Linked DNA regions of Homo sapiens: region 2 is linked to region 1. Evidence: read pairs that join two places in POLR2A ChIA-PET (ENCODE). Cell type or tissue: HepG2. All regions are shown on one strand. Links, peaks and the distances in the headings refer to the core of each region. The heading gives the core; the rest is flanking DNA. Region 1 overlaps MIR34AHG (MIR34A host gene). Region 2 has its middle 5.9 kb from the start of ENO1-AS1.

Region 1 (4,387 bases), core at 232-4,231:
CAGACCAGGGCCCTCCTCACTCAGATGCTGGCTCTATGCCCCCCAGGCCTTCTGGGGCCAGCCTCTCTGCCTTGAGGCCCCACCCTTCTAGCTTCACAAGTAACTCTTACTCATCCTTCAGGCCTCGGTTAAGCGCCCTACAACCCCCCTCACTCAGCTATGGGCTCCCAGTGCCCACCCCAAGCATCACACGTCTCCCTGCATCATGGTGGCCAACTCGCTTGTACCTCCCTCTCACCAGACTGAGTGTCAGCTTCCTGTTCCTACTCCCAGCACCTAGCCCAGCAGACAGGACATAGTGAGTGCCAGTAAAGGTCTGTTGAGAAAGCACAGGAGGAGGAGTGGGCAAAAAAAGACGGGCAGCGCTGCCAGCCAGCCTGCGCTGTCAGCGGACCGCACGTTCCAATCCTTCAAGAGCTTAATGATCAGGCTGAGCCTCAGGTGTTTAGTCTGTCGTCAGCCCAGAAAACACAGGTGAGGCAGCAGATGGGAAAGTGCTTTAAAAACTGTAACTGGGGCCGAGCGCTGTGGCTCATGACTGTAATCCCAGCACTTTGGGAGGCCGAGGCAGGTGGATCACAAGGTCAAGAGATCGAGACCATTCTGGCTAACATGGTGAAACCCCATCTCCACTAAAAATACAAAAAATTAGCCAGGTGTGGTGGCAGACACCTGCAGTCCCAGCTACTCAGGAGGTTGAGGCAGGAGAATCGCTTGAACCTGGGAAGTGGAGGTTGCAGTGAGCCGATATCATGCCATTGCACTCCAGCCCAGGTGACAGTGTGAGACTCTGTCTCAAAAAAATTATAAAAAAACAAAACTGTAACTGCAGGGAGTCACACTTCCATTTCAGACCATCTTTGAGTACACCTAATTTTTTTTTAAAACTGAGACTTGCTCTGTCACCCAGGCTGGAGTGCAGTAGCACGATCTCAGCTCACAGCAATCTCCACTCCTGGGTTCAAGTGATTCTCCTGCCTCAGCCTCCCGAGTAGCTGGGATTACAGGCACCCGCCACCACGCGTGGCTAATTTTTTGTATTTTTAGTAGAGACAGGATTTCACCATGTTGGTCAGGCTGGTCTCGAACTCCTGACCTCAGGTGATCCACCCACCTCGGCCTCCCAAAGTGCTGAGATTACAGGCGTGAGCTACCGTGCCCGGCCAAGTACACCTAATTCATAAGTTGACAATGATTTGGACTTTTCACAAGGTTATTTGGCAAGTTGGCTGCTTGCAACTAGGAATGCCACGCCCCAAAGTCACAATACCATAAGTGTGGCAGGTTTGTAGGCTCAGCCAGGACAGTCCATTGTACTGTGGGACCTCAGATATCCAGCAACATGGGGCATCATCCCCTCGTGGGTCAGGGTGCCTCACTTCACTTATTCCCCCTTGGCACCTAGCATGATGGGGAGCCAGGGCCAATACCTGGATAACCAGTGAATGAATGAAAGGATGAGAAGTAATCCAAAAACAGCAGCAATAGCAATATCAACAGCGGCCCCACTACGCGTCAGGCACTGTTCTTCATTCTTTTACTGCGTCACTCATTGCAGTGGACTGAAAAACACCCTGGAGAGATAGCCACATCAAATCCCTGCAACCAGAGCATGTGGGTCTTTGCGGAGCTGATTAAGATTATGAGATGAGACCATCTTGGATGATCTGGGTGAGCCCGAAGACAGGTGTCCTTAGAAACAGAGGCAGAAGGAAATTTAAGACAGTCAGAAGAGGAGAAGACACAGACACACAGAGAAGGCCACTGAAAGAGGCAGAGACTGGAGTGATGCAGCCACCAGCCCAGGAATGCTGGGACAGTCACCAAAGCTAAAGAGAGACAAGGGAGGCTTCTTCCCTAGAGCCTCCAGTGGGAGTATGGCCCTGCTGGATTTCAGATTTCTGGCCTCCAGAACTGTGAGAGAATAATTTAAGCCATCCAGCAGCCACAGGAAATTATTATACTCCTGGAGTCACGAATAAGCTCATTCACAACTGCAATGGGGTTGTTACAGAGAGACAGGGTAGGAAAGCAGCCTCTGGGCTGGGCACGGTGGCTTATGCCTGTAATCACAGCACTTTGGTGGCTCATGCCTGTAATCACAGCACGTTGAGAGGCTGAGGTGAGTGGATCGCTTGAGCCCAGGAGTTCAAGACCAGCCTGGGCAACATGGCGAAACCCATCTCTACAAAAAAAAAAAAAAATTAGCCAGGCATGGTGGCACATGCCTATAGTCCCAGCTACTTGGGAGGCTAAAGTGGGAGGACGGCTTGAGTCTGGGAAGTCAAGGCTACAGTAAGCCATGATCACCCCACTGCACTCCAGCCTGAGCAACAAAGCAAGACACTGTCTTAAAAAAAAGAAAGTCTCTGAGCAGCTCAAACTCCTGCGCTCAAGTTCCTGTCCCTCCTCAGAACATACTGTTACCCTCAACATGGTGTTTTGTTAATATCTCATATTCTGTTAATCAATACTCTCCTTGGATAAACACTCACTCCACTCCCAACTTCACAGCTGAAATTCAATATCAAGTAAATAGCACAACTAAAGCTAAGCTAAAGGAAAGTGATGAATCAAAGCAATGCTTTGTTTCCAAATGACCTCTGGCCCCTCATTCTGACATTGGGGTGAGGCCCAGCTTGCCCTTGAACTCCACTGTATGAACTCATTTTTTATTTTTTTTTCACAGAGTCTCACTCTGTCGCCCAGGCTGGAGTGCAGTGGCATGATCTTGGCTCACTGCAATCTCCGCCTCCCAGGTTCAAGCAATTCTGCCCCAGCCTTCCGAGTAGCTGGGATTACAGGTGCACGCCACCACGCCTGGCTAATTTTTGTATTTTTAGTAGAGATGGGGTTTCACCATGTTGGCCAGGCTGGTCTCGAACTCGTGACCTCAGATGATCCACCTGCCTCAGCCTCCCAAAAGTGCTGGGATTACAGGCACGACCCACCATATCCAGCCTGAAGAAGCCTCCCTTGTCTCTTTTTACCTTTGGTGGCTGTCCCAGCATTCCTGGGCTGGCTGCATCACTCCAGTCTCTGCCTCTGTCTTTCAGTGGCCTTCTCTGTGTGTCTGTGTTTTCTCCTCTTCTGACTGTCTTAAATTTCCTTCTGCCTCTGTTTCTAAGGACACCTGTCTTAGGGCTCACCCAGATCATCCAAGATGGTCTTATTTCAAAATCTTAACCTAAATAGGAATGAGGGTTCCTGACCCCACAGTAATTTAGAAGCAGCAACTTGGAAGGGAGGGAAAGGTTTGCTGAAATCAGATTCACCGGCAAGAACAAGGAAAGACAAGTGAGAGAAAGAGAACAAGAGAAGAAATGGAAATTCTATAAACCACATTCGTGACACTTAAAAAAGCCCTGCCACCTGAGGCCAGGTAAAATTGTGTTTATTCTGTTTTAAGAAGAGGGAAGCATGAATTATATTCTGGAAAGACTTCCAACCAAAAACGAAACAATTGAAAAGTGCCGGTACAGGGAGGAATTTTTTTTTTTTTTTTTTTTTTGAGGCAGGGTCCCGCTCTGTCACCCAGGAGGGAGTGCAGTGGCACAGTCATGGCTCACTGCAGCCTCAACCTCCAGGGCTCAAATAATCCTCCTGCTTCATCTTTTTTGATTTTTTTGTAGAGACAGTGTTTCGCCGTGTTGCCCAGGCTGGTCTCGAACTCCTGGGCTCAAGCAATCCTCCCTCCTCAGCCTCCCAAAGTGCTGGGATTACAGGCATGAGGCACCGCACCCAGCCAGGATGAATCTTTAGCTGTCTAAAACACTTGCTGGGTGCGGTGGCTCACGCCTGTAATCCCAACATTTTGGGAGACTAAGGCAGGTGGGTCACTTGAGGTCACGAGTTCAAGACCAGCCTGGCCAACATGGTCAAACCTCGTTTCTACTAAAAATACAAAAATTAGCCAGGCGTGGTGGCATGCACCTGTAATCCCAGCCACTTGCAAGGCTGAGGCAGGAGAATCGCTTGAACCTGGGAAGCGGAGGTTGCAGTGAGCTGAGATCATGCCATTGCACTCCAGCCTGGGAGTCGCAATGAGACTCTGTCTCAAAATAAAATAAAATAAAATAAAAATAAAACACTCAAGGTTTCCCAGGAACCTGTCTGCCTGGTGTTGAGGCTCCTGTTCAGAGGTATCTTGTGCCCCAAAGACAAACCACCTCAAGGGGTGACATCCCGCTCCCTCCCATTTTCCTAGTGAAGTGAGGAGGCAGGGTGCAGTGGCCACTGCTTCTGGCCCCCTACCTGCCCTGAGGCATGACTGAGCCCCATGGGGTTGCCCCACACCTGCCCTCAGAACCTCTGCACTCCTACCTGCTGTTCCCTTTGCCTGCTTGTGCCTGCAGTGGACTCCAGGATGGTCCCCACGCCCAAAGGG
Region 2 (4,387 bases), core at 198-4,197, 290 kb before region 1:
GGAGTGCAGTGGCTGATCTCAGCTCACTTTAAGTTCCGCCTCTCCGGTTCACACCATTCTCTTGCCTCAGCCTCCCGAGTAGCTGGGACTAGAGGTGCCCGCCACCACACCCAGCTAATTTTTTGTATTTTTGGTAGAGATGGGGTTTCACCATGTTAGCCAGAATGGTCTCGATCTCCTGACCTCGTGATCCACCTGCTTCAGCCTCCCAAAGTGCTGGGATTACAAGTGTGAGCCACCGCACCTGGTCTATTCCCTTGCTTTTTAAAATGATTTTTTTTTTTTTATTTTTAGAAGGAGTCTCATTTTTTTTTGCCCAGGCTGGAGTGCACTGATGCGATCTCGACTCACTGCAACCTCTGCCTCCTGGATTCAAGCGATCCTCCTGCCTCAGCCTCCTGAGTAGCTGGGATTACAGGCACCCACTACCACGCCCAGCCAATTTTTTTTGTATTTTTAGTAGAGGCAGGGTTTTACCATGTTGGCCAGGCTGGTCTCAAACTCCTGACCTCGTGATCCACCTGCCTCGGCCTCCCAAAGTGATGAGATTACAGGCATGAGCCACCTCGCCCAGCCTATTTTATATTATTTTATTTTATTTTTGATACAGAGTCTCTCTCTGTCACCCAGGCTGGAGTGTAGGGGCACAGTCTTGGCTCACTGCAACCTTTGCCTCCCGGGTTCAAGCGATTCTCCTGCCTCAGCCTCCGGATTAGCTGGGATTACAGCCGCATGCCACCACGCCCGGCTAAGCTTTTGTATTTTTAGTAGAGATGGGGTCTCACCGTATTAGCTATGATGGTCTTGATCTCCTGACCTCTTGATCCTCCCGCCTCAGCCTCCCAAAGTGCTGAGATTATAGGTGTGAGCCACCGTGCCCAGCCGTATTTTATTTTTAAATATATATAAAAAAATTATAAGTACAGAACACTTCACAGATTTGCATGACGTCCTCGCGCGGGGCCCATGCTGATCTTCTCTGTATCATTCCAATTTTTTTTTAGTATATGTGCTGGCAAGTCATGCTAGGTTGGCATTCCTCAGGGTGTCCAAATGAGAGGAGTAAAGGGGAGGTGATTAAGCAAGAAGGCCCAGGGGAGCTGGGGAAGCTGGGAGCAGAGTTCCCCTGGGCAGAGGTCATGAAGGGGCACCCAAGTGACAGCCGAGGGAGAACAACTTCTGGAAAGTCTGTCTCAGCAGGCATCAGAGGAAAGCATCTCTATTTGGCATCAAAGAGCTCAGCATGGCCTCCCTCAGGGCCCCAGCGCCTTTATCTTTGGGATGGATGTGATAATAGTCTCAGGGGGAGGTCGGCAGTCTGGGAATTACTGTTTCAAGCTAGAATGGACACCTAGAAGGCACTAATATCCCTAAATAGTATCTGCAGGAAGTTATCCAGCCAGTTTTCTTTTCACGTGTCTCTGTTCCCTCCCTCTTTTTCACAAAATTCTTAAGGTTGTTGCCGAGGTTCTTTTTTTTTTTTTTTGAGATGGAGTTTCACTCTTGTTGCCCAGGCTGGAGTGCAGTGGCGCCATCTCGGTTCACCGCAGCCTCCACCCACCAGGTTCAAGCGATTCTCCTGCCTCACCCTCCCTCGTAGCTGGGATTACAGGCATGTGCCACCACGCCCAGCTAATTTTGTATTTTTAGTAGAGACAGGGTTTCTCCATGTTGGTCAGGCTGGTCTTGAACTCCTGACCTCAGGCGATCCGCCCTCCTTGGCCTTCCAAAGTGCTGGGATTACAGGCATGAGCCATCGCGCCCGGCCGCTGAGTTTCTTAAGGTTGTCACAGCATCACTTGGAGGCAGGAGTGCCGGCCCCTGGGAAGGCCCTTGTCTTGAGAGGAGGAGAGGTCAGGTAACAATTGCTGAGTTCCAGATGGAAAATGAGGAGCCACGTTCTTCAGAAGGTAGTGATCTGGCGTGATTCAGGCGTGGGGAGCAGGGTTTCACCACGCCTTCAGGCACACCACAAGATAATGAGAAAATTCTCCCTGCATCTATCGCAGACCAATAAAGTTGCTGGGCCGGGCACAGTGGCTCATGCCTGTAATCCCAGCACTTTGGGAGGGCGAGGCAGGCAGATCACCTGAGGTCAGTAGTTTGAGACCAGCCTGGCCAACATGGCAAAACCCCATCTCTACAAAAATACAAAAATTAGCTGGGCGTGGTGGCACATGTGTGTAATCTCAGCTGCTCGGGAGGCTGAGGCAGGAAAATTGCTTGAGTCCAGGAGGCAGAGGTTGCAGTGAGCTGAGATTGTGCCACACTGCACTCCAGCCTGGGCGACACAGTGAGACTCTGTGTCAAAATAAATAAATAAAAAAAATAATGTTGCTGAGGCCTCGTTACTTGCCAGACACCAGGATGCTTGTATATGTAACTCATTTAATCTTGTAAGCACGTCCATGAGCACACTCCATCTGATCGTCTCCACTTTCCAAGGGGCAGGGAGGCAGCAGCTGCTGGCTGAGGTGCCAGAGGACCAACTAACGCAGCCTGGTCCCCAGTCCTCGCCCCCAACCTCAGCATTGTGCTCCTCCAAGATGAAGATTGTTCATTCCCCTAGTCCTCGGATTCCAGTAAAATGCTACAACACCACCGTTAGTCCAAGGAACCTTGTCTTGATTTGCTTATCTATACCACAACTACCTAGAATTTAGCTGTAGCAGCTTCAGGATTTGCGAAACATCACTCAGGAAGCTTTTGTGTCTGCCGGATTCTGTGTTCTCTCTAGAACAGGTTTGCAGTCAGGAGAGGCAGCTTGCAGTCAGAAATGCCAGTTACACTGTGTCAGCATTGGAGTTCCAATGATAAAATGTCCCCAACCCCATACTCAGGTTGATGTTTTCTGGCATTTCCTAAGCAGAGGGGTAGAAACTTTCTGATTTTCGGCTGGGCCCGGTGGCTCAAGCCTGTAATCCCACACTTTGGGAGGCCGAGGAGGGCAGATCACTTGAGGTTGGGAGTTCGAGACCAGCCTGGCCAACATGGTGAAACGCTGTCTCTACTGAAAATACAAAAATTAGCTGGGTGTGATGGTGGGTGTCTGTAATCCCAGCTACTCGGGAGGCTGAGGCAGGAGAATTGCTTGAACCCAAGAGGTGGAGGGTGCAGTGAGCTGAGATAGCGCCACTGCACTCCAGCCTGGGTGACGAGAGAAACTCTGTTTCAAAAACAAGAGACTTTCTGATTTCACACAAACACGTTACAGTTCCCATGAAGTGAAGTCCTTGGAAGTAAAGTCCCCACACCTCCTGCACTGGAATTCTCTGACTAAATGGGGTTTTTGTTTGCTTGTCTTGTTTCCTGGTGGTCAGGGAAATGCTGAGAAGAGAATGGATTTCAGCACAGCATTTCTCAGAGCCTCTTAGGTAATTCTTGGGGCTAGGAGAGAAATGAAGATTTCTCTTACGCATTTTGAACAGAAAAGCAAGTGGGTAGATTTCTAACTGGCTGAATGAGTCTCCTTAAGGTACTGATATCAAAAGCAAAGGTAGGAGACTGGATGAAACTGACAGGCTGAGCATGGAGGCTCACACCTATAATTCCAGCACTTTGGGAGGCTGAGGCGGGCAGATCACCTGAGATCGGGAGTTCGAGAGCAGCCTTACCACCAACATGGTGAAACCCCATCTCTACGAAAAATATAAAAATTAGCCGGGCGCGGTGGCAGGTGCCTGTAATTCCAGCTACTCAGGAGGCTGAGGCAGGACCACTTGAACCCAGGTGGTGGAGTTTGTAGTGAGCTGAGATCATGCCAGTGCACTCCAGCCTGGGTGACAGAGCGAGACTCTGTCTCAAAACAAACAAACAAAAAAAGGTGGGGCCTTTGGTAGGTGATTGAGCCCTGCCTTCATGAATGGGATTAAGGTTCTCATAAAAGAGGTTGGAGGGAGCTGCCTTTCTCTTCTGCCATGTGAGGGCACAGCATCTATGGAGCAGGGGCAGAAAGCAGGCCTTTACTTGATACCAAATCTGTGGACGCCTTGATCTTGTGTTTCCCAGCCTCCAGACCTGTGAGAAATAAATGTCTACTATTTGTAAATTGCCCAGTCTAAGGAGCTGTGTTTTGGCAGCCGAAGTCATAGTCACAGGCTGCGGATAAACATGAAGTTTTGTGGGAGGACATTATTCAACCTACTAGAGCCTCTGACTCTGCAGGGTCTCTCCACATGGCTTCTCATCATTCAGTAGTCTGTCTAGCCCAGGGATTGACAAGCTATGGCCTAGGGTCCAAATTCTGTTTTTATAAATAAAGTTTTGTGGGAACACAGACACACTCATTTCCTTTCTTTTTTGAGACAGGTCTTGCTCTGTTGGCCAGGCTGGAGTGCAGTGCTGCCAGTCATGGCTCACTGCAGCCTCAACCTCCCAGGCTCAAGTG

Evidence for each region. Peaks named below come from ENCODE experiments on the same cell type or tissue, not always from the same donor. Only the 100,000 strongest peaks of a DNase experiment are listed, where the experiment ranks them.
Region 2: POLR2A ChIA-PET joins it to region 1 with 6 read pairs; 4 of 35 experiments call an interaction of 5 or more read pairs at or near these places.

Annotation. Positions count from the first base shown.
Region 1 is chr1:9,169,735-9,174,121 of GRCh38, forward strand. All of the region lies in intron 1 of MIR34AHG (MIR34A host gene), which reads right to left. Among named protein-coding and RNA genes, the nearest start is that of LNCTAM34A, 10 kb to the right of the region's middle. RefSeq lists enhancers at 1-299, 300-799. In HepG2, for the core only: no CTCF peak of the experiment used is centred there; a DNase peak (open chromatin) is centred at 2,577.
Region 2 is chr1:8,882,511-8,886,897 of GRCh38, forward strand. It overlaps the pseudogene RNU6-304P. Among named protein-coding and RNA genes, the nearest start is that of ENO1-AS1, 5.9 kb to the left of the region's middle. RefSeq lists an enhancer at 974-1,693. In HepG2, for the core only: no CTCF peak of the experiment used is centred there; no DNase peak of the experiment used is centred there.